Linked DNA regions of Homo sapiens: regions 1 and 2 are each linked to region 3. The links are chromatin loops, found by intact Hi-C in ENCODE. Cell type or tissue: PC-9. All regions are shown on one strand.

Region 1 (8,000 bases), 160 kb before region 3:
TCTCTGAAATGGACCCCTTGGGTTTGGCCATCTTCTATGGTCAAGACTGTAGGGATGAAATAAACCCCAGTCTCCCATAGCGCTCCCAGGCTTATTAGGAAGAGGAAATTCCCACCTAATAAATTTTGATCAGACCGGTTGCTCTCAAACCCTGTCTCCTGATAAGATGTTATCAATGACAATGGTGCCCGAAACTTCATTAGCAATTTTAATTTCGCCCCATCCTGTGGTCCTGTGATCTCGCCCTGCCTCCATTTGCCTTGTGATATTCTATTACCTTGTGAAGTACGTGATCTTTGTGACCCACACCCTATTCGTACACTCCCTCCCCTTTTGAAAGTCCCTAATAAAAACTTGCTGGTTTTGCGGCTTGTGGGGCATCATGGAACCTACTGACATGTGATGTCTCCCCCGGACACCCAGCTTTAAAATTTCTCTCTTTTGTACTCTGTCCCTTTATTTCTCAAACCGGCTGACGCTTAGGCAAAATAGAAAAGAACCTACGTGACTATCAGGGCACGTTCCCTGATAAGATCTCACATGAACTAACCAAGAGAGAATTCACTCATCACCAAGGGGATGGCACTAAGCCATTCATGAGGGATTCATCCCCATGTTGCAATGCCTCCTGTTAGGCTCTATCTCCAATATTGGAGGTCACATTTCTTTTTTGTTTGTTTCATTTTGTTTTATTCTTACTGCTTGTATAACTGCAGAATGGAGGTCACATTTCAACATGAGATTTGGAGGGAACAAACATTCAAGCCATGTCACCTTCACATGGCAGGTGTCCTGTCTGTGGCCTCTGGATAGGGACACCACTCGGGGGAATGATTTTGGTACCCTGGTGATATGGTTTGGCTGTGCCTCCACCCAAATCTCATCTTGAATTGTAATCCCCATGTGTCTAGGGAGAGACCTGGTGGGAGGTGATTGGATCACGGGGGTGGTTTCACCCATACTATTCTAGTGATAGTGAGTTCTCACGAGATGTGATAGTTTTATAAGGGGTTCTTCCCCCTTTGCTCACACTGTCTCCTGCCTGCATGTGAAGAAGGTCCTTGCTTTCCCTTCACCTTCTACCACGATTGTAAGTTTCCTGAGGTCTCCCCAGTCATGCAGAATTGTGAGTCAATTAAACCTCTTTCCTTTATAAATTACCCAGTCTCGGGTATTTCTTTATAGCAGTGTGGGGACAGACTGATACACCTGGCTCTCAGGACTCTTTTCTGAGGGCCCAACTCTGTGTCAAGCTCTTTATCTACTTATGAAATGTCACTCTTGCTATATGGATAGAGTATAGTATGATACTTAAAATGATGACTTGGGCATAGTGGCTTTGCCACTTGTTAGCTTTGTGACAATGGAGAAGTTGTCTGACTTCTTTGAACCTCTGTTCCTTCATATCTAAAAATGGCATAATAAGAAATCATTCTGGATTTGTCCAGGATTGCAGTGAAGACTAACAGAGATATTAATGCCTGTACAGCATTTGCTTAGTACCTAGTAAGCCTTCAATAAATGTTAGCCCAACAAAAGAAAACAAACTGGGGAAGGGAAGAGTGAGGGCAGCTTACATGATAGGCATTATTATTGAATTTTTTAAAAGATGAGTATAGGCCTGAGGTCATAGAACTGATAGATAGAAGGGACGTGGTGCCAATTTGGGTCTGTCTGTTGCCAAAGCTCATGTTGCTTCTGTTCTGTCTCTGTCTTTAGAGCAGGTGTCTGTGGGTCTGGAGCCCATGTGTGACCTGGCAGAGTTTATGCCACACCCGGCCTTACAGCCATACCTGGTGGTAGTAGAGCTGTGTTACTCTCCTTTGTACATGGTGTCAGCCGGTTACAGTGTATCCTCCAGCTCCAATGGGCCTGGCCATGCTGGCCACTAGCAATGAGCTGCTGCCAGGACTGAAGAGCCCTCTGGGCACTGAGGGTCGCAGTACAACACAACTCTCCTGCCTCCAGCCTCCAGAGGTCCTGATTTTGTTTTCCTTCTGTGATTCATACTGTTGGGAATACAGGGGCTTGGAAACAGCCCTTGCCTCAAGCAGATGTACAAAGAAGAGCTTGGTTTATTTTACTTTTTTAACAGATTTATTGATAAATAATTTACCTGCCATATAAGTCACCCATTTAAAGTGTACAATCCAATGGCATTTAGTATATTCAGAGTTGCGCAACCATCATCACAAGCAACTTAAGAACATTTTTATCAGCCCATAAAGACACCTTGTACCCCTTAGCCATAATTGTCTGCCCCCACCCCCAGCCTCACACCTGCACCAGCCCTAGGGAACTGCAAATCTACTTTCTGTCTCTATAGACTTGCCTATTCTGGACATTTCATTTCATTTCATATAAGCAGAATTATGAAATATGTGGTTCTTTGTGACTGCTTCTTTCACTTAGCATAATGTTTTCAAGGTTCCTCCATGTTATAGCATGTGTTGGTTCTTCATTCCTTTTTATTGCCAAATAACATTCCATTGTATGACTATAGACATCTTTTTTTTTTTTTTTTTTTTTTTTTGAGACAGAGTCTCCTTCTGTTGCCCAGGCTGGAGTGCAGTGGTGCAATCTCAGCTCACTGCAACATCTGCCTCCCAGGTTCAATTGATTCTCCTGCCTCAGCCTCCTGATAGCTGGGATTACAGGCTTGTGCCACCATGCCTGGTAATTTTTTTGTATTTTTAGTAGAGATGAGTTTCACCATGTTGGCCAGGCTGGTCTTGAACTCCTGACCTCAAATGACCAGCCCGCCTCCGCCTCTCAAAGTGCTGGAATTACAGGCGTGAGCCACCTTGCCCTGCCGACTATAGACATCTTATTTGGTGCATATTTGGGTTGTTTTCACTTCTTGGCTGTTACGAATGATGCTTTTATGGGAACTGGTGTGCATGTTTTTGTGTGGATATATGTTTTCATCTCTTGGATATATGTAACTAGGAGTGGAATTGTTGAGTCATACTGTAACTCTATAACTTTTGGGAAGCCTCCAGGCTGTTTTTCAAGAAGTTGCATCCATTTTCCATTCTCCCCACCACCCCCTGGAAGTGTGTGAGGGTTCTGGTTTCTTCACATCCTCACCAACACCTGTCTTTTTGATTTTAGCTCACCTAGTGCGTATGAGGTCACGTCTTTATCATTTTGCTTTGCATGTCCCTGATGGCTGATCATGTTGATCACCTTTCCATGTGCTTATTGGTTTTTAAAAAATGTCTATTCGGACCTGATATGGTTTGGATCTGTGCTCCCACCAAACGTCATATAGAATTGTAATCCCCAGTGTTGGAGGTGGGGCCTGGTGGGAGGTAATTGAATCACGGGGCCAAATTCTCATGAATGGGTTAGCACCACTCCCTCGGTGCTGTTCTCCTGATAGTGAGTGAGTTATCGCGAGATCTTGTTTAAATGTGTGTAGCACCTCCCCACTCTCTCTCTTCCTCCTGCTCTGGCCATATGAGTTGTTTGCTCCCCCTTTGCCTTCTGCCATCATTGAAAGCTCCCTGAGGCTTCCCCAGAAGCTGCTATGCTTCCTGTGTAGCCGGGAGAACCATGAGCCAATTAAGCCTCTTTTCTTTATAAATTATCCTGTCTCAGGTATTTCTTTATAGCAATGTGAGAATGGACTAATACAAAACCTTTTGCTGATTTGTCTTTTGATGATTAGGTTGTAAAAGTTCTTTTTTTTTTTTTGTAGAGATGAGGTCTCACTATGTTGCCCAGGCGGGTCTTGAATTCCTGGGCTCAAGTGATCCTCCTACCTTGTCCTCCCAAAGTACTGAGATTACAGGCATGAGCCACAGTGCTCTGCCAGGTTGCAAGGATTCTTTACATATTCTCCATACTAGTCCCTTTGGCTGGGGTATTTTTAAGGATCTTTAGAAAGGTCATGTCATAACTTCCTTGTTCCTGTGTTTACTGGCTGAAGAATTGCATCAGAAACAAATCACTGGCTCTCATTCCACGAGGTGGAGCTGACACCCCTTGAAAGCACCAGCTGACATGTATTCCTAGTGCTGGTGAAGACAGACAGGATCCTTTTGACTCCCTTTCCCCTTTTCTCTCTTTTTGGCTTCACCGAAATCAGACAACCTCAAGTGAATAGAGTGGAGGGCACGCCAGGATCCCCTGCGGGATTGTTTCAACCCCCACAGTCTCGCCTGCCTCCAAGAGTTGGATATGTTTTCCTTTTCCTTCCCTGCCCCCACGTCCCACTTTCTTTTGAAAACCACTGTCCCAAGGAATACTTTGGAGAGTCATCCTGGCATGGCATGAAATGGCCTCTGGGTGGCAGCAAATCTGAGACGAAGACCTGGGATTGGCGGCAGGGACCAGTGCCGAATCTCAGACAAAGAAAAGAACATTCTCTTCTCGCTGGCAGTTGCACGTGAAGCCGGGTTAGGTGGTCCGTTTGTTCTCCAGCTGAAGCCAAGAGTGTCATGTAGTGAGACACGATCATGCCCTGAGGGAGGAAGGAAGGAATAGTGGCATCTTTTTGTCTCCCAGAAAGATCTTGGCAGCATCATTCAGTGTTTATTAAGTTCTAATGTTGAGCCAGGCATTGTGCTAAGAATTTTATATTCCTTGTCTCATTAATCCTCACCATAATCTTATGGGTTAGGTACAGTGGATCGTTATTTTCCAAATAAGGAAAGTGAGCGCAGGTAGATTAACTTGCCAGCTATCACCCAGCTAGCAGGTGGCAGAACTGGGATTAAAACCCAGGCCATCTGACTTCAACACCTGTATGCTTAAACAACTCCCTCTTGGTGCACAGAGCACCCAAGCTTTTGAATTCAAATCCTATGGATGTTCATTTTCACATTGTCGATTTCCATAGAAATTTGCATGAGACACAGCTGAACTGTAGAAGAAAGAGCCCCTAGCATGTGTTAGAAAACTGGCACTGAGATGTATTGCAGCACGCACAGGTTTTGAGCGACTTTGGTCAATTACATCATCCTTCTCTAAATTTCCTTATTGCACAATAGAGGTAGAGATAGCATACCCACGTCATAGGGTTATTGTGAGGGTCAAATGAGATGATTGCTGTATGATTTGGAAAATCTAAAATTTGAAAAGTCAGGGATTGTTATTCTTACTGCATTGTTCAGTTAATTCAGGTCAAATCCTGTAATTAACAGCCATAAACTTAGATAACAAGAGTTCTGAGTCTTAGCCAAGAAGCTTAGGGTTGGCTTACTTGTGAGCAATATTCAAGACAATAGACATGGGGTACCACCCAAGTGTTGGGTGCTTTGTACCTGGTTAATTCTGGAATCCTATCCATCTCTCTCCACTCCCCAGCCACCAGCTTGAATCTTGGCTCTTTTTTCCTCCCCCACCCTCCGAATTTGTACTGACTGGGCTGGCTGAGCCTTTATCTTCTGCATGACCCCTGGCAGGAGTGTATGGTTCTTTGTGGCAGAGATGGGATATGTTCGCCAAATGTCCACACACTAATTAGTTGGGTGAGTGAAATGTGAGCAGGAGTGACATGTGTTCCCTTTAGGCTGAGGCAGCAAAGAGCCAGTGCTCCTCTTCCACTTCTCCCTTCCCCTGTTAGAGGCCTGCTATCAGATGGAAGAGGGCCACTTGCCCCACATTAGTCCATAACATGAGTAGGACATAAATCTTGGTTGTGATAAGCTACTGAAATTTGAGGGTTTATTTGTTCAGAGTGTAACTTAGTGTTACTTTGATGAATGTATTCCTTGATATGAGTCTACAAAGAGGTGAGGAGGAAGACCTTATTCCATGAATAAAGATATGACATGTTCAAGGGAGAAGGAGAAAATTGGTGTAGACAGGGCTGAGGTTCGTGTTCATAGGGCCCTAGAAGATAGTGGCTAAGGTCACACACTTTGAGTTGTGGCTCTGCCATTGACTGGCTATGTGCCTTGGACAAGTTCCTGTCTCTGAGCCTTGGTTTCCTTCACTGTAAACTGTAGACAATAACAGCATCCAGACAATGGAATTGTGGAGATTGAATGAGTACTTAGCTCAGGGTAAGTGCCTGGATAAGAATTAACCATGTTAAATGTCAGTCATTGTTATAATAACAGAGGGCTGGGAAACTGATTTCAGGACAAGAAAAAGGGCTTTCTATATTTACAGTAATCTGGAGCCTAGGGTGGTAAATATGAGAAGAGGAGATAGAGTGTTCTGAGGGCACTCAGAACCAATTCATCCACCTTTCATTGCACTCCTCCATCTGTCTATCCATTCATCTATCCATCCATCCATCCATACATCCGTCCATCTGTCCATCTGTCCGTATATCCATCCATCTATCCATCCATCCATCCAACAAACAAAACAATTAATAAATTGTTAATTTATTAATCTGTCAGGGAGTCTAACCAACAGGGAGATAGAGCCTGAAACACTAGGTTATGGGATAAATCTTTTACGGACCTGTTGCCTCTTTAACAGGAGGTAGAAAAAAATAGAAAAGTCAGGAGGGGAGCCAAGGCCAATGACGTCTCAATAGGAAGGGCAGTGACAGGAAACCAGCATCAAGGCTAAGTGCTTTTTCTTGGTGTGTGTTCTCTCTGGAGGAGGAGTGGGTGAGGGGAATCTCCAACCCAGGGCACCTTAGTCATGGAGTCTCTGGCTTTCACTCCACCAGGCTTCTGGGCTGGTGGAAGGAGAGCAGGATGATGGAAAGCCAGGCTATGCTCCGCTCAAGTGAAATCTTAGAGCCACAGTGAGTGGGAAATGTCACCATGCGCAGCCTGTCATGGCCTCTGCAGCAACATCCCTTGCAGACTCTTCGGTGTGTTTGGACCTCCAGTGAACAGAGCTGTAAAGTCTGGGCAGAGTGAATGTGGTGGACTTTATGTGCTCTGTTTCCATTGCCCTGTCTCCTGGTTGCTGAGCCCACTTTAAACCCATAGGTTCAGTGAGACTGATTCTATCTCCAGCTCCAGGAATGGGCAAGTGATGTATGTTTGATAAATTACAGTGTTGATTCTTGAAGGCCACAGTGATTGGCCCAGGGGTGGGCATGTGACCAAACTGGTCCCATGAGATTCTATTGGTAAGCCTTTTTTTTTTTTTTCGTTTTTACTATAATAATTTTGGCATCTATTGGTGAACTTTTATTTGAACTATTGGGGAATAGAATCTCTCTTAATAGACTCATAGTTAGAAGGATATGACCTAGAGCTTTTGGAATTTAGTAAGTATAGATAAAGCCTGCCTGAGATTGAGGCTAACACAGCAAAGCATAGTGTTGAGAGAAAGACAGAGGCCACATCCTGCATGTGAGACCCTGGATCCCACCATACCTGAAGGCAGCTGACTTTTTCAGTTATTTGAGATTTCTGACTGGTACACTGGCATGGTTTTCTAAAGAACACCTTTGGCTTTCTGAATATGATGAGATGGGGAATCTCACCACTAGCATGCATATCCACATTCTATCTTTCCAAGCTTCCACATTTTACAATGGACAAATTAGTCTGCACCAGTTTCGGAGCTGTGCTCCTGGGATAGAAAAACAAACAGGACCTGGGCCTTATCACAGTCACAGTTTAGAAGGGGTGACAAACATAACCAGAACAGTTCAGCATAAGATGATAAGAGATAAAAACTAAGTGTCCTGGGAACTAAGAAGAGAAAGAAAGCCTGAATCTCAGAGGGAGAGGAGTGTCAATTAAAGCTATTTAGAGGAGATAATATTTATTCATTCATTCAATAGGTATTTACTGAGCATCTACTATGTGCCACAAACTGTTCTAGGCACTGGTGATATAGTAGTGATCACAGACAGATATGGTCCCTGACCTAAAGGAACTGACAGTCTATGAGAACAGGAGCATCAGATTTCTCAGAATAACCCTGGGGGCAGGGCAGGAATATGGTGCTATGAGAATAAATAACAAGGGAACCAGACTTGACTTTGGGATCTATGGGAGGCTTCCCTGAAGATGAAATTCTTCAGCTGATAGTTGAAGGAGAAGCAGGAATTAACTAGGCCAAGTGGAATG
Region 2 (8,000 bases), 220 kb before region 3:
TCCAGGAACATTTGGAGATGCAGAGTTCAGACTAGTATTATATAACCAATGCGGCACTTGCTAAGCCGAATCTTTCACTACATTCTTACTGAGACAGCTTCGTTATTACCTTCATGTCATGAATGAGGAAACTGAGGCACAGAGAGGGTGCTAACTTGCCCAGGATTGCAAAGCTGGTATGTCAGCTCTAACCAGACAACGTGCTCCAGACCACTCACAGCCTCTTCACTCGAAGGTCTCTAGCTGTGTCCCAGCTCAAAGCCAGGCCATGCTGGCCCCCTGAACCGGACCCTGTGCTTTTCCTACCAGCTCCTGCTCCATCACCAGTGAAAGCATCTCCTGGCTTAGGAAAGTCTCAGGAGGAAAGGGCCGAGGACTCCAAGGAACAATCAACCAATCTCCTACCTCCTCCTCCTCCTCCTTCAAGGCTCCTTCTTGTGCCCAGTGGGGTGGAGAGGCCACATTAGAATTCTCTCTCTGACTTAAATAACAAGTGGAAGAATTTCAATGGCCTCACAGGGCCTCGGGATGTCATCAAGGCAGCTAGAAAGAAGGGGATGCTTCATTTCCAGAACGGAGGGGCTGAGGCTGTCTCTGGAGGCCAGGGCTCAGGAGCTAGGGCAGGCCTGAGCCTTCGATTCTTGGCATTTACTCTGCTGCTCTGACTATTTTCTTCTCGCATTCATGGTTTATTATTTATAGAGCGGAAGGCGTGTGGCAGCTCCTTGGCAGGTGGGATGTGCAGGAGAGAGGCCAGAGCCGCGCCCCAGCACCCTCCCATCCGCCCCCAGGGAGCCAAGGAGGAGGCTGGGGAGTGGGTGTGAAGAGTGCACGCTGTGTGTGTGGGAGGAGGAGAGGGGTCTCTTAGGAAGGTGTGAGCTGGGCAGAGGGAAAGGGGGAGGGGTGATGGGGGGGTCTTTGTGAAGTAGTCGCAGTTGCCATCTATTACTGAGTCACCATCTCCGCAAGGCACTTGACATATGTTACCTCCCCTCCCTATAACTCCCAGGGAGGAGGTATTCCTAAATCCATTTTCCAGATATGGGGACTGAGACTTAGAGATGTAAAGTCACTCTTAGGAGGCCCTCTCCTAGTTGGTGTCAGAGCCAGGCTTCTAACCAAGTGCTCTACGTTCCATATTGGGGGAGAGGGCAGGCAGGAATGAGAGTCACTCCTCTCTCTGGACCAGGATGACTGGTCCAGATGGGGCATCCAGCCAGGCATGGTGACTCATGTTGTAATCCCTGCACTTTGGGAGGCCGAGGCAGGTGGATCACTTGAGGTCAGGAGTTCGAGACCAGCCTGGCCAACATGGTGAAACCCCATCTCTACTAAAAATACAAAAATTAGCCGGGCGTCGTGGCACAGGCCTGTAATCCCAGCTACCGGGGAGGCTGAGGCAGGAGAGTCGCTTCAACCCAGGAGGCGGAGGTTGCAGTGAGTCGAGATTGCACCACTGCACTCCGGCCTGAGGGACAGAGCAAGGCTCCGTCTCAAAAAAAAAAAAAAAAAAAAAAAAAAAAAGATGGGGCAGCCCAACAGTTCTTCCCACCATAACAGCTCTTTCCACCATATCTGTCACTTAATTGTGCTGACAAGGTGCCTCACAGTGATACCCTGGGCTGAGAGGATGGAGTGGAGAGCCAAGAAGGCAGGATTCTAGACCCTTCTCTTTAAACCAGAGCAGCTCCTCCCTTTCACCTGCTTTATGTATTGAACTCCCACCTAAGATCTGAAATGAGGCTGAATTTTATGAACCAAAGCATGGGGCTGTACAGATGGCAAGTTTGTGGACTGGGTCTTGTATGGGGGAGGAACAGGGCAGGTAGGGCAGGGCTGTGGTGGGGTCAGAGGCTCCAGCAGCCACCAGTGACCCTTCAGCACAATGGGGCATCAAAGGCCTGGGAAGTCCCTGGCCTCCTAGTTTGCAAGGAGGCAGCTTCCTCCAGGAAGGCCCTGGAAATCAACCTCAGGCCAAGCACAGGCTATTGCTTCCAGGGACTCAGATCCTAGGGATTTCCTTCAACTTCTCAGGTCCCCAAAGGATCCAGAACGGGGATGGGCTCTCGGGAAGTCCCACTCCACAGAGGTGAGTGGGGATTACCACGTGGACCCAGAAAAGATGTGAGAAACATCAGGTAAGTCCAGGCCTCTCTGTGTGCCCTGGAGTGGGTAAAGGAAAATAGTGATGAAATGGTGTCAACCACAGACAAGCAGCTGAGGCCAGGGGCGGGGGTGAGAGCGTATGTGAGATGACCAGGTGGTGTGTTGCTGAGAAGTTCTCAGAGAAATGATGGACTCATGTTAGGCAGAGTCTAGGTTGTTGACCTGGTTGGGATGATGGGGAAGAGATTGAAGTATCAGTGAAATATTAACACTATAGCCTTAAAAATCCCTTCAAATTCGATTGGGTCCAAGCCACTGTCACCTCTCTGCATAAACTGCCTCTTAGCAGGTTTTCCTGCACCCACTCCTACTCCTTCCACTTCCAGGGAATCAGCCCAGGTGCTCTTCCCAACTCAGATCTCATCGTGTCTGTCTCTCTCTCTCTCAAACTCACGTGCACACACACACAAAAGTGCACACAGACACACGGGTTAAAATGCTTCCATGGCTTCTGTTTATTCATCTCCTGTAAAAACAAAAGCTCTCTAAGGGTGTCTGAGGTCCGGCCTCTGTGTGTGTTCCCATCCACCGTACACCACCCTCACTCATCTCTGCTCCCTCGGCTCCAGCCACAATGACCTTCTTTTCTTTCCCCTGTTTGCCAGCCTCCTTCCCTTTGCAGAGGTGGGTTTCTCTGCCCTGAACTCTCTTCCTTCCCTCTTTCACCTGGGCTGCTCTTACTCATCCTTCGGGTCTTGGCTAAAATGTCACATCTCCAGAAAACCTTCCCTTACTCCCTGACTGGGCCAAACACCTTCACAGAAGCGGCTCTCTATAACTGTGCACCTCTAAGCCACAGTTGACATTTCACGTTTGTGGAGATCATCAGATGAATGCCATCTCTTGCCTTCCGCTGTAAGCCCCAGGAGGGCGAGGACCCTGTCTGCTTTTGCCCACCATTCCGTCCTCAATCCACAGTGCCTGGCATGCAGAGATGCTGGTACATTTTTGCTAAATTAATGACGGTGGACTCATGAAGTCACAACGTGCATGGGTTCACATACACGGAGATGGGACTCAGGTCAGGGGGCTGGGCTGCAGAGGGCGCTGATGTAACTGGAAGGCAGTGTCCCGTGGGGAGCTGTCAGGCTAGGAGATGGATGGGGTTGGAAATTAAGATGCTAAAGAGCTTCGCACACTCGCTCCAGCAGGCTGGGCTCCAGCCCTGAGGACTGGAGGATTCTATCTGATCATGATGAGACAGAGACAAGGGCAGTGGGGGCTGAGCGGGCTGGTCTAGGAGCCCACTCTCTCCCCCATCAATCTCTGCCTGGAGCCAGTGGAGCCAGGCCAGAAGGGGAATGTGCTGAGCCAGATTTTGCACTCACCTGGGCCAACATACCATCTTGTGGCTATAAACAACCACAGCATTGAATATACACGTGAACACAGAACATTTAGGAACCAACTTTGAGCCAAGCTCTAGAGATGCAGACAGCGAACATTTGCAAACCTCGTATCTCACAAAACCTCAACATTGGAAGGGAACTTTGTGGCCATTTAATGCTATTCCAAAGCTTGAATCCCTTTTCTAAAATCTCCCAAAGGAGCACTGGATGGTACAGCCTTTTTACAATACCTGCCCACTGAAGCCTACCAGGGCTTGCCCAGCACACAGAGCAAAAAATCACCTAAAAAGTCACATCTAGCCACCTTTCCCTCCACACCCTCGCATAAACTTCAACATTTCAAGCAAGCAGGTTTGCATGCAGCTTCAGCCCACAGGCACACAGGATTCTCCTTTGACCTGCTTGAACTAACTCCTGACAGTCAGTGGATTGCTGCCTCAAATGCAAAGACCCATTGTCTGAAAGAACAGCATAAGATTGGAGACCCGCATGCCAGGAAAGAAAACCTTCGAGGTTTCTGCCTGTATTTCCTGGTGCCCACCAGTGTGTGGAAATGACCACAAGAAGGACAGGACCTGCATTCTTCCCCAGCCATTGTCTGCTCCACAGCCCTTTGTGTGCGTGTGTGTGTGTGTGTGTAGGTGTGTGCTTGCAGGCGGTGGGGGCTGAGGGGATGGTTGCACCTTCCTGGCTCTTAAGCAACTCCTAGGATGGGTTACATGGCACAGGGTCAGGGAGAGGTAGGGAACTTACACTTTTTGACAAAGGGGAGCATTTCTGGATTCCTGGGGAGGGAGCGGCACTATGTTCAGAAAAGCTCCTTTTCTCCTTGGCCACTCTTCCCTTGGGCCTCTGTTTGTTTCCTCATCAAGGGGCAGTTCCCTCTTTGTCCTCCCCTTCAAGAGCAGAGGGCTTCTCCCTTGCCCTTCTCTCTCTCACCATCTCACCCATCCATGCCAGAAGGAAATTCCTCATTCTAAAACAGATCCAGTTCTCTCTTTCCCTCCCGGCCACCAACTTGATCAACCTGCCACCACCCCCTTGTCTCAGTGCCTTCCCTTCCCTATTCCTGTGCTGTCTTGTCTTTTTGAGACCCCGAAGACTTGACTGAGGGGAATTCGAAGATGTGGGAGGGGGTCTGCCTGTTCTCTTGTTGGGGAGATGAGAGCAGGGAGGGTGGAGATGGAGCTCCTGAGCCCTCCCTCGGTGGAGGGCAGTGCCGGGGCAGGGACCCTACTACTCCGAGCGTGTGTCTTGAAACCAATCTCAACCCTGGAGGACGAACTGGGAAAAGAATTCACCTGGGTGAATTTAGGCCCTAGGTGGGGGTGGCAGAGGCCAGTCTTTAAGACTCGGCTCCACAGAAGAAACTGTTTCCCCCAGGAGCAGAGGAGCTCAGGAAGCTGGATGGTAGCACCGAGGCAGGAGGGTGAAGACGGGATACCAGGCAGCCCACCCCGCCAGGAACCTGAAAGGCCACAGACTCACCCTACAAAGTAGGAGATGATCAGAAGCTGAACTACTCGGTTGATGATCCCGATGGTCCAGCTCTTCACAACCACCGACTTGGTGGTCTCATAGGTGAAGAAGTCGGATATGCAGTTCATGCTGAGAGAGTGCTCAGGGGACACTCAGAAGGGGGCCCAGTGGTGGCCTCAGGAGAGGGAGGTCCTACAGGACAGGGAGACGAGATCACGACCTGGAGGGGGCAGCTTAGAGGGGTTGGAGGAATGGGGAGCCTGTCCCTTTAAGCCATGCAATCCTAGTGAGATTCTCTGCTCTTGATACTCTGGCTTCCAAGAGGCCAGGACCAGGGCGGGGGACCCCCTTTTTGTTCGTCTCCACTCCACTCCCCTGTGATGTCACAGCAGGGGTGGGGTCTCCAATCCTGGGCTCCTGATTGCCTGGGATGTAGCTGGCTGGAGCCCTCTGGGACTAATGTTTTATCTGCACTCTGTCTACTGTTTCTGTTCTGTTCTCTTCTGCAGCATCCTCATCCCAGCTCACCAGCTGCTCACACTCTCCCTAAAGCCCCTTGCAATTTCCCATCCCCCAGTCACCTAATAGCCTGCCTGAGCTAAGGACCCTCTTCATTCCTGAGTGTCTGCCAAATTCCACCCAGTTCTGCGCCGTCCCCTCCTTTCCTGAGTTGCCCCCAGTGGCATGGGTCAGGGGGAAAAGGTCTCTTGAAAGTTTTTCTGGGTCTTCTGGGGTGTGATGAGTAAAGAGTCACATATTTCTAACTCCAGCTGGTAATGAGCTTCGCTCTACCTGTAGCATAGCAGTTAGCACGTCTTTTTTGTTTTGTTTTCTTTTTATTATTATTCTTATACTCTAAGTTCTATGGTAAACCTGCACAACGTGCAGGTTTGTTACATATGTATACGTGTGCCATGTTGGTGTGTTGCACCCGTTAACTGTAAATATACCCGTCATTTACATTAGGTATATCTCCTAATGCTATCCCTCCCCACTCCGCCCACCCCGCGACAGGCCCTGGTGTGTGTGATGTTCCCCACCCTGTGTCCAAGTGTTCTCATTGTTCAATTCCCACCTATGAGTGAGAATATGCGGTGTTTGGTTTTCTGTCCTTGTGATAATTTGCTCAGAATGATGGAGTCCAGCTTCATCCATGTCCCTGCAAAGGACATGAACTCATCCTGTTTTACAGCTGCATAGTATTCCACGGTGTATATGTGCCAACTTCTTTTTTTTTTAACTGTCACTTTATTTATTAAAGTCATTTGTTAGATTATGTTTTCCTGAAAGGTTGGGGCTGGGTTTTTTTTTCTGTTTTTTTTTTTTTTCTTTCTTTCCTTCCCTTCCTTTTTTTTTTCTTTTTCTTTCTTTCTTTTTTTTTTTTTTTTTGACAGAGTCTCGCTCTGTCACCCGGGCTGGAGTGCAGTGGCACAATCTCAGCTCACTGCAACCTCTGCCTCCTGGGTTCAAGCAATTCTCATGCCTCAGCCTCCTGAGTAGCTGGGATTATAGGCACCCGCCACCACGCCTGGCTAATTTTTGTATTTTTAATAGAGACGGGGCTTCACCACGTTGGCCAGTCTGGTCTCAAACTCCTGACCTCAAGTGATCTCCCTGCCTTGGCCTCCCCAAGTGCTAGGATTACAGGTGTGAGCCACCGTGCCTGGCCGGGGATGTTTTCACCTTGTTCAAGTTTCCTCAAATCTGAGAAGTGTGCTAAAGTAGTAATAGGCCCTCAATATCTATTTATTAAACCCAGTTGAATTTATTTTGCTAGATAATGCTGGAATAGCCACTACTCAGAGGTTAAAGCTATGAGTTCAGGGGAGAAGGGTGCATTCCTGTTGTCTCTTACCCCAGGATTGATTTAGCAAGCTGGTGTATTGATTGTCAGGGAAATCTTGAGCTTACATATTCTGTACTAATGTCTTCATGTAGGACACATATCAATAGTCATTCTGAACATACAGTCACTGTGATTATGACAGAAGATAACTGGACTGGTGGTGTTAAGGAGGTCTGGGTCCTACCTAGCCTTGTTGCCAACGCACTGAGACCCTGGGCAACTCACTCCCCTTTGGGTCTCAGTTTTCCCATCAGTAAAAGGAGGTTGGGGTAGAAAAACTAAAACATCTTTTCCAGGTCTGGTCTCTGATGTTGCAAAATGCACTCTGGGATTATACGGGGGAGACCTGGCTTCCGCAACCACAGGATGATGTGGTTTCAAATCAGTTCTGGCTCCAAGGTGAATCTGACACCAGGACTTGAACTGGATAAGGCCGTTTGCCAGCCTCTTGGAGGTACCTATAATTTTCGGTTAAGGATGTGAAAATTTTGGGTGTAGACAGTGAACTTGACAGTTCAGCCAGAAAGCAGTGCACCCACGATGACACCAACACCCGCATACTCTCCGCAGCCAGTGGGAGAGGTCGTTTCCTCCCACAACTGTTCAAATACTTCTCTTCTTGTCCCATCGACTCCTTTCCATGACATAGAAACTATTTTGCAGAGAAACGGGCACGCATCATTCCAATACACACCCCCACCCCACCCCTGTACTAAGTCTGATACAATAAAACTACACAATTTCTCTTTAGTATCTAGTCTCGACTGAAGAAGTGTCTGTAGTTTCTAAAGAGCCCTACACACATTTTCTAGGCCGGATTCCCCCTGGGTGAGAGAGGCTTCACGGCAACCACCCTTCCCTCAGGTCCTCCAGAGTCGCTGACGCTCTATGCGACTGTCTCGCAGGCGGGCCCGACTCGCGTCTCTCTAGCCAGCTCATCCTCTCTGTGGCCTGTGTACGGCTTCCGGTGGCGGGACGCGGGGCCGCGCACGCGGGAAAAGCTTCCCCGGTGTCCCCCCATCCCCCTCCCCGCGCCCCCCCCGCGTCCCCCCAGCGCGCCCACCTCTCGCGCCGGGGCCCTCGCGAGGCCGCAGCCTGAGGAGGTAGGTGGTGGTCGTCCCCGGTCCCAGGAAGGCAGGGGCCCCGCTCCCCCACGGGAC
Region 3 (8,000 bases):
CCAGGCTCCCTGTTGGTTACAAATTAGCTGCAGAAGTTTCAGGTGTCTCAGTGAGACACAAACATTTTTAGAGAAACAAGAGGCCATACCTACTTTGCCTTTCCAAAAGGGGTGAGAAAACTCTTCCTAGAAGGCCCCAAGAGTCTTCTTTTAATGTCTTCTGGTTTGATTTTGGTCATATGCCTGTTTCTCAGCCACTCACTGGCAACAGGGATAAACTGAAACACAGTTGCTTAGATTATTCATGCTGTGAATTTTGAATAAAGGTGGTTTACATTAGTAAGGAAGCAGGAGGGAAGGGGTGTTTGATAGGCAACTAAGTGCTCACTCTGGAGACTTTATTCATCTGTATTTGTTTACCAGGCTGTCATAATAAAATGCTGTAGGCTGGGAGGCTTAAACAACAGAAACTTATTTCTCACAATTATGGAGGCTGGAAGTCCAAGAGGAAGGTGTCAGCAAGTTTGGTTTCTTCTGAGGCCTCTCTCCTTTCAAATGACTGCCTTCTCACTGCTTCCTCACATGGTTGTCCCTTCGTGTTGTGTCTGTGTTCTAATCTTGTCTTCTTATAAGGACACCAGTCATATTGAGTAAGGACTCACCCTAGTGATCTCATTTAATTTTAATTACCCCTTTAAAGGTCCTAGCTCCAAATATACTCACATTCTTAGGTACTAAAGGTTAGGACTTTACCATATACATTTTGGGAGACACAATTCATCCTATGTTATCACCCAACCCACTCCTTTTATACGTTGGAAAAATTGAGGCCTGTTAAAGGAGCTGCGGTCTGTCTCGAATCACGCATACTCTCTAGACTCACGCAAATTTTTCACAATTTTAATAGTGAATTTTTAGCCCCTTGAGCTATGGTTCCAAACCTTAAGAATTAAATCTGTGCTTGGCCAACCCCTAACATACAACTTGCAACAAGCTTGTTTCTGGCCGCTGAACTATTGGTTGGAGGCATGTGCTGGTTTGCCAGCAGGAGACTAGGCCGGTAAGGACACATTGATTGACTTCTTTACCACCTATTGCTTGGCCTGGAAGATGGCCATCTAATCTTAGAGACTGCCTGTGCTTCAGCAAGCATCACCTGGTAGGAGAATTAGCACTTCCTGAAAAGAAAGAACGTGCATTTGGGCTGGGAGATATAGGGTTTCCCATCCTTGGCTTTATTGGATTTAAGGATGTAAGTTAACCAGCTATATAGTCTGATACTGGAAGGCCTAAGCAAAGTTAACAGGTCTCCTACCTTGTTCCCTAAACTGAGAGCTTCTCAGAGCCTTTATTATGCTGCTGCATTTTGTGAGTATATTCACAAAGTGGTATACAATACACAGCATTTTCTAAAGTGACTGTGGAGCCCTCTTTTCACACATTTGGGAAGTTCTGGTCTGCAGCAGTGCTCCCTAACCTTTTCCATGGCCTATCTATTCCATGAATAGAATTAACATTTGTTTGGCATCCTGGTAGATGCTTCAGGACTTTGGCTGCTCAGATCCAGCCTGGCTGCTTTAAGGTAGGCAGAGTGGTTGGGAAACTCTGGTCTAGACTCTTTATAAATTAGATATCCTCAGGCCCACAGACAAGAAAATCAGCCTTGCTTATAGAGCCTCCTGGATTCCTCAGTTGCCAGGCACCTGACGACTATACAAGGATAAGGGTCTCTGCATGGGGTCCAACCCCATAGATCTTCATTCCCTGGATGCCCCCTTCTCTCCCTCCCTCCCCTTGTGATTCTCATTTTTATTCTCTCTCCTCCTCTCTTTCTTTAACATAATTTACCTCTCTCTCTTTCTTTCTTTCTGCTTACCACTCCCAGATGGATAGATACATATACACTCATGCACACAAGTTATAGAGGATGGTGCTGATGTATAGAGAATAAGTAGAGCTCATTAATGATGGGAATAGGCACACCAGTTTATTTATTTCTTTATTAACTTTTAAGTTCAGGGGTACAAGTGCAGGTTTGTTACATAGGTAAACTTGTGTCATGGGGGTTTGTTGTACAGATTATTTCATCACCCAGGTATTAAGCCTAGTAACCATTAGTTGATTTTCTTGATCCTCTTCCTTCTTCCACCCTCTACCCTCCAAAAGGCCCCAGAGTTTATTGTTCCCTTATATGTGTCCGTGTGTTCTCACCATTTAGCTTCCATTTGTAAGTGAGAACATGTGGTATTTGGTTTTCTGTTCCTGTGTTAGTTTGGTGAGGATAATGGCCCCCAGCTCCATCCATGTCTCTGGAAAGGACATGACCTCATTCTTTTTTATGGCTTCATAGTATTCCATGGTATATATGTACCACATTTTCTGTATCCAGTCTATTATTGATGGGCATTTAGGTTGAGAGTATGTCTTTGCTATTGTGAATAGTGCTACAATGAACATATGTGTGCATGCGTCTTTATAATAGAATGATTTATATTCCTTTGCATATAAATCCAGTAATGAGATTGCTGAGTTGAATGGGATTTCTGACTTTAGGTCTTTGAGGAATTGCCACACTGTTTACCACAATGGTTGAACTAATTTGCACTTCTACCACCATTGTATAAGCATTCCTTTTTCTCCACAACCTCGCCAGCATCTGTTATTTTTTGACTTTTTAAATAATTGCCATTCTGACTGGTGTGAGATGGTATCTCATTGTGGTTTCATTTGCATTTCTCTAGTGATCGGTGATGTTGAGCTGTTTTTTCATATGATTGTTGGCCACATGTATGTCTGTATGTCTTCTTTTGAAAACTGTCTGTTCATGTCCTTGCTCACTTTTTTATGGGGTTGATTTTTTTTTTTGTTTTTTGTAAATTGTACACCAGTTTTAGAGAGAAGCCATGAGCTGGCTGCTCCTACAGCAGTGAAATGACTTTCTTCGTTCTCTGCCCAGTAGCTCTGGTGCCCACACCCCTGCCTCCTACTGCAGGACTGCAGGGTAAGACACCGAGGGCATAACCTCCAGCCTCAGCACACTGAAGGCGCTCTCGATCATACAGTAGGTGACTCAGGGCAAGCCTGCTGCTCACTCTCATCTCACACCCCTACTCCATCATCTCCACTTTCCCACTGGCCAGAACTGGTACTCTAGTTATAATAAGGTTGCATCTTGACTTCCATTTTCTCAATCATCTCATTCCTCTTCCCGAAGGAACTGGAGTTCTGTTACCTGCTGTTATAGACTGAATTCTGTCCCCCTAAAATTCATATGATGAAGCCCTAACCCCCAGTGTGACTTTATTTGGAGACAATGCCTTAAAGGGGTAATTAAAGTTAAAGGAGGTCATAAGTATGGGGCCCTAATCCAATATGACTGGTGCTGGCTGGGTGCGGTGGCTCACACCTGTACTCCCAGCACTTTGGGAGGTGGAGGTGGGCAGATCGCTTGAGGTCAAGAGATCAAGACCAGCCTGGCCAACATGGTGAAACCTGTCTCTATTAAAAATACAAAAATTAGTGAGGCTAAAAAATTACCCAGCTACTTGGGAGGGTGAGGCAGGATAATTGCTTGAACCTGGGAGGAGGTGGAGGTTACAGTGAGCAGAGATCACACCACTGCACTCCAGCCTGGGCAGCAGAGCAAGACTCAGTCTAAAAAAAAATAACAACAACAAAGAACAATATGATTAGTGCTGTTATGCTGTTATAAGAGGAGAGAATGACACCCGGGGGCGCATGTGCTGAGGAAAGGCTGTGTGACGACCCTGTGAGAAGGCAGCTGTCTGTAAGCCAAGGAGAGAGGTCTCAAAGAAAGCAAACCCGCAGACACCTTCATTTTGGACTTCCAGAACAGTGAGAAATACATTTCTGTGGTTTAAGCCATCCATTCTGTGGTTTGTTATAGCAGCCCCGGCAGACTAATACATTTGCTGCCACCTGCTGCCATGTTCTTGACACTGCTTTCCAGCTGGGATCCTTGTTTACTGACCTCTATACAGCAGGTTATTTAGTTTAGAAGCAAGACATTTGGGTTTGAAACCCTGCTTGTGTTTGAATCCTGTCCCTGCCACTTGCTGGCTGGGTAACCTTGAGTAAACTCAGTAAACTCCCTTATCTTCATTTCATTTTTGATGAGAAAGGATAACAATACCTTCCTCAGAGGCTCAAATAAGATATATGCAAAGTGCTAAGAACTTGGCCTGGTACATGTTAGTATTAATAACAAAGTTATTAAAAATTCTGGCTTGTTAAGTTGATATAATGATACCATAGGTGAATAAGATAGAAGGCAAATGAGACAACTTATGTTGTACATGTTGTGTTTGGCACAAAGTCAGGGCTTAATACTGGTTGGGTCTCTTTCCTACAAGTCTGCCATGTTCCCTTGGTTTGTATGCACTCTGTGCCTGGTGCTGAGCCCCTGACTGTTATAACTGCCTGTAGATCCCACATTCCAACTGTTGGACTAGTCTCCTGCCCATGCTATCATAGCTCTCTTACCTGTTTAATTTTTTTATCCTTAGCATTGATTACTAGCTTGCCTACTGTATATATATATTTAACTTATTTAATTTATTCATTTTTTCTTTCCTTTGGAATATAAGCTTCACGAGGGTATGGCGTATTGTAGACACTCAGTCTAGAATTGTCAAAAGAGTGAATGAATGAACAAATGGTAGATGCAAAAGCAGATTCCAGTGCATGGAGGGGGAAATAATGTATTATTGTGGCTAAATGCTCAGGGTCTGAAGCCAGAGGAACAGAATTCAAATCCCGACTTTATTACTTTCTAGCAGTGGGTTTTAGACCAGTTGTTTAGATGTAAGAATCAAATGAATAAATACAAGTAAGTGCAGAGAATGGTACCTGTAAGAGCCTAGTAGACATCAAGTGGTGCTCTCGAGAAGTTATAGAGAAATTGATGGGAATCAGTAATGGGGAAAACCTATGACTCTTTCTTGATATTTGAATAAGAAAGTGTATTAGTCTGTTCTCATGCTGCTATAAAGAACTTCCCAAGACTGGGTAATTTATAAAGAAAAGAGGCTTAATTGACTTACAGTTCTGCAGGGCCGGGGAGGCCTCAGGAAACTTACAATCATGGTGGAAGAGGAAGCAAACACGCCTTTCTTCATGTGGTGGCAGGAAGGAGAAGAATGAGCAAAAAAGGGGGAAAAGATCCTTATAAAACCATCAGATCTCATGAAAACTCACTCAATATCATGAGAACAGCAGCATGGGGGTAACTGCCCCCATGATTCAATTGCCTGCCACCAAGTTCCTCCCATGACACGTGCGGATTATGGGAACTACAATTCAAGCTGAGATTTGGGTGGGGATACAGCCAAACCATATCAGAAGAGAGTGAGGGGGTAAAAATTAGATAAATAGGCTCTAGAGTACAAAAATAGGATTTCTCTTCTCTATGATGAGAAATTAATTCTCATCCTGACTTTGCAATTCCACTGGACCACATTCAAGTCCAGAAGAGGAATTCAGGGCCAGGCATTCCTACCTAGAATAGGTTCACAGGAATAACGAAGTTCAGTTAGCCCCACTTATTGTCAACTCTTAACACTGGTGTGGTATATGACAGGTGGCAAAGCCCTTCTACCTGCCTCTTCCCTGGTCCCTTCCTCACTGCAGCCCTGGGAGGAGGTAGACTTTCTTCTTATTTTATCCATGAGAACACTGAGGCTCTCAACAGGTTCTACTTACTTGAGATCATGGAGCTTCAAGAGCAAGGGCCAGACTGCAAACCAAACTCCTCTGAGTCTAATGCTAGGCGAGTCTCTCTGTTGTCATACACTGATTAGTTGTAACAGTGGGGAGGAAAGTAGAAACTTTGGTGCCATTTTTCTCCAGAAATAAGATCCAGTCTTCTTTCTTTGTATAAGTGGTACTTTGTTATCTCCTGGAAAAAAAATTGTTCTTCCACTTTTGCAGAGTTTTGTTTTCTGTTATGTGAGATCATAAGAGTTACCATAGCCTGTGTGGGAGCTGAACTTAATGCAGTGGGGGGTCGATCGATTCTAAAGCAATTGGAGAGCTGAGTGTCTCTCTTAAAAGGCAATTGTGTTTTATTGAATTTTTCAATTCTCAACTACAGGGGGATTACAGGATTGCCTGAGTGCTGGTTGTTGGAACAAGGGAAGGTCTCTCCATAGGTCTGGGTTGTGTAGAAAGAAGCAGCTCAGTGCAGTGTGGAGATGGCACACTGGGGCCTTAGAGTCCATGCCTAGTATATGAGTATTTTGTTTAGGATGCCCAGTATATTACATCAAATACATTTTATTTTGCTAGTATTAAAATCCAGAATATTTCACATAAACTTATGGGTTTATTTTTCTTTTGAAAAAAAGAAGATCTGGCAACACTGGACCCCGTTCTATGGCAACAATTGGCTAGGTCTGAATATCGGATGCTCCCCTCAAATGAGGCATGAGTCCTTCAGTTTGTCACAGCCCCCTCCATCACCTATGGTCTTACATCCCTTCCATTTCACTGATGACCCTAGAGGATATTTTGGTTTGTAACCATAAATAATATAATAATAAAAATGGGAGACTTGAGTAACAGTTCTGATGCCAAAATGCTATAGCGGTGTTGGACAAATCTCTTAAGCTCATTAGAATTTGGTCAATTCATATGTGAAAGGAGATATTGTCTTAACACGTGAAGGTGATTGAAACAGCTGATGCATTCATCAATATATGTATTCAGCTAATGTTTACAGAGTATATATATCATGCATGTTCCTGGTGGCCGAGATAGATATTGTGAATCTTATTGTTCAGTGGAGAAAGCAGATAACTCCCTAAGTGGGGAAATACAGGGTGCTATGAGGATACATTGCAGCAACATCTTACCGGGCCTAGAGTTTAGAGAAGACCTTCAGGGAGAAGTGAGATTTAAATCTAGACTTGAGCAATGAGGAGTAATGGGAAGAACAGTGTCCCAGGCAGAGAGAACAGCATATATGAAGGCTGGAAATGAGAAAGCAAGGCATGTTTGAGCAACTCAAAGGAATATCATGTCACTAGAAAAGGATGGGAAGTGAGGCTGGAGAGATGAAGAAGCATCAGATTATGAAGGGATTGGAAGCCAAGAAGTACTATGGTTGGTTTTAGTTTAGGACTTTATATTTTAAGACTTCAATATATAAACTTGGTTTGAGTTTACTTCTTCAGCTATTCAAGGAGAAGCAAGTGGAATGTGAACAGATCCAAAGCACCAACATGTGAGATGGAAAGCCTTTCCCTAAGAGTAAATAAGGAAACAAATAATTAATTTATTAATCATGGATCCCAGTTGAGTCTGGTGAGATGCAGAGCCACTTGACATTTAGGTGTTTGCATTAAGCAAAATATAGTTGACTCCTTTTTTTTTTTAACATTAATTTATTTTTTTTTGAAACAGAGTCCTGCTCTGTCACCCAGGCTGGAGTGTAGTGGCACAACCTTGGCTCACTGAACCTGTGCCTTACAGGTTCAAGCGATTCTCCTGCCTCAGCCTTCCAAGTAGCTGAGACTACAGGCATGCACCACCATGCCTGGCTGACTTTTGTATTTTTAATAGAGACAGGGTTTCACCATGTTGGCCAGGATGGTCTTGAACTCCTGACCTCAAGTGATCCACCCGTCTTGGCCTCCCAAAGTGCTGGGATTGCAGGCGTGAACCACAGAACCTGGCCACAAAATACAGTCGACTCTTGAACAATGTGAGGGTTAGGAATGCTGACCCCTGTTTAGGCAAAAATATGCTTATGAATTTAAACCCCTAAAAATGTAACTACTAATAGCCAACTGTTGACAGGAAGACTTACTGGTAACAAACAATTGATTAACACATATTTTGGATGTTATATGTATTATATACTGTATTCTTACAATAAAGTAAGCCAGAGAAAAGAAAATATTATTAGGAAAATCATAAGGCAGAGAAAATATATTTACTATTCATTGTGGAAGTGGATTATCATAGAGTTCTTCATCCTCATTGTCTTCATGTTGAGTAGGCTGAGGAGGAGGAAGAGAAAGGGTTGATCTTGCTGTTTC

The links. Hi-C counts contacts between places; a loop is a spot of excess contacts. Peaks named below come from ENCODE experiments on the same cell type or tissue, not always from the same donor. Only the 100,000 strongest peaks of a DNase experiment are listed, where the experiment ranks them.
Region 1: it touches region 3 in a loop (20-fold over the local background); 4 of 110 quality-filtered maps call a loop at or near these places.
Region 2: a loop joins it to region 3, with 30 times the contacts of the local background. A loop is called at or near these places in 4 of 110 quality-filtered maps.

The regions. Positions count from the first base shown.
Region 1 is chr11:57,274,304-57,282,303 of GRCh38, reverse strand. LOC107984364 (a long non-coding RNA gene) reads left to right here and starts at 5,979. Exons shown (of 3, transcript XR_001748067.3): 1 at 5,979-6,014. In PC-9, CTCF peaks have their summits at 4,049 and 4,260 (motif pointing right); DNase peaks (open chromatin) are centred at 2,443, 3,943 and 4,283; H3K4me3 peaks cover 1,643 bases; H3K27ac peaks cover 2,969 bases.
Region 2 is chr11:57,335,673-57,343,672 of GRCh38, reverse strand. SSRP1 (structure specific recognition protein 1) reads left to right here and starts at 7,781. Exons shown (of 17, transcript NM_003146.3): 1 at 7,781-7,943. P2RX3 (purinergic receptor P2X 3) reads right to left here and starts at 5,321. Exons shown (of 12, transcript NM_002559.5): 1 at 5,004-5,321. The coding sequence starts at 5,122. RefSeq lists an enhancer at 7,643-7,692 and a silencer at 7,863-8,000. In PC-9, no CTCF peak of the experiment used is centred here; a DNase peak (open chromatin) is centred at 7,742; H3K4me3 peaks cover 990 bases; H3K27ac peaks cover 446 bases.
Region 3 is chr11:57,112,660-57,120,659 of GRCh38, reverse strand. All of the region lies in intron 6 of LOC105369309 (a long non-coding RNA gene), which reads left to right. Among named protein-coding and RNA genes, the nearest start is that of LRRC55, 65 kb to the left of the region's middle. In PC-9, CTCF peaks have their summits at 3,677 and 3,886 (motif pointing left); a DNase peak (open chromatin) is centred at 3,789.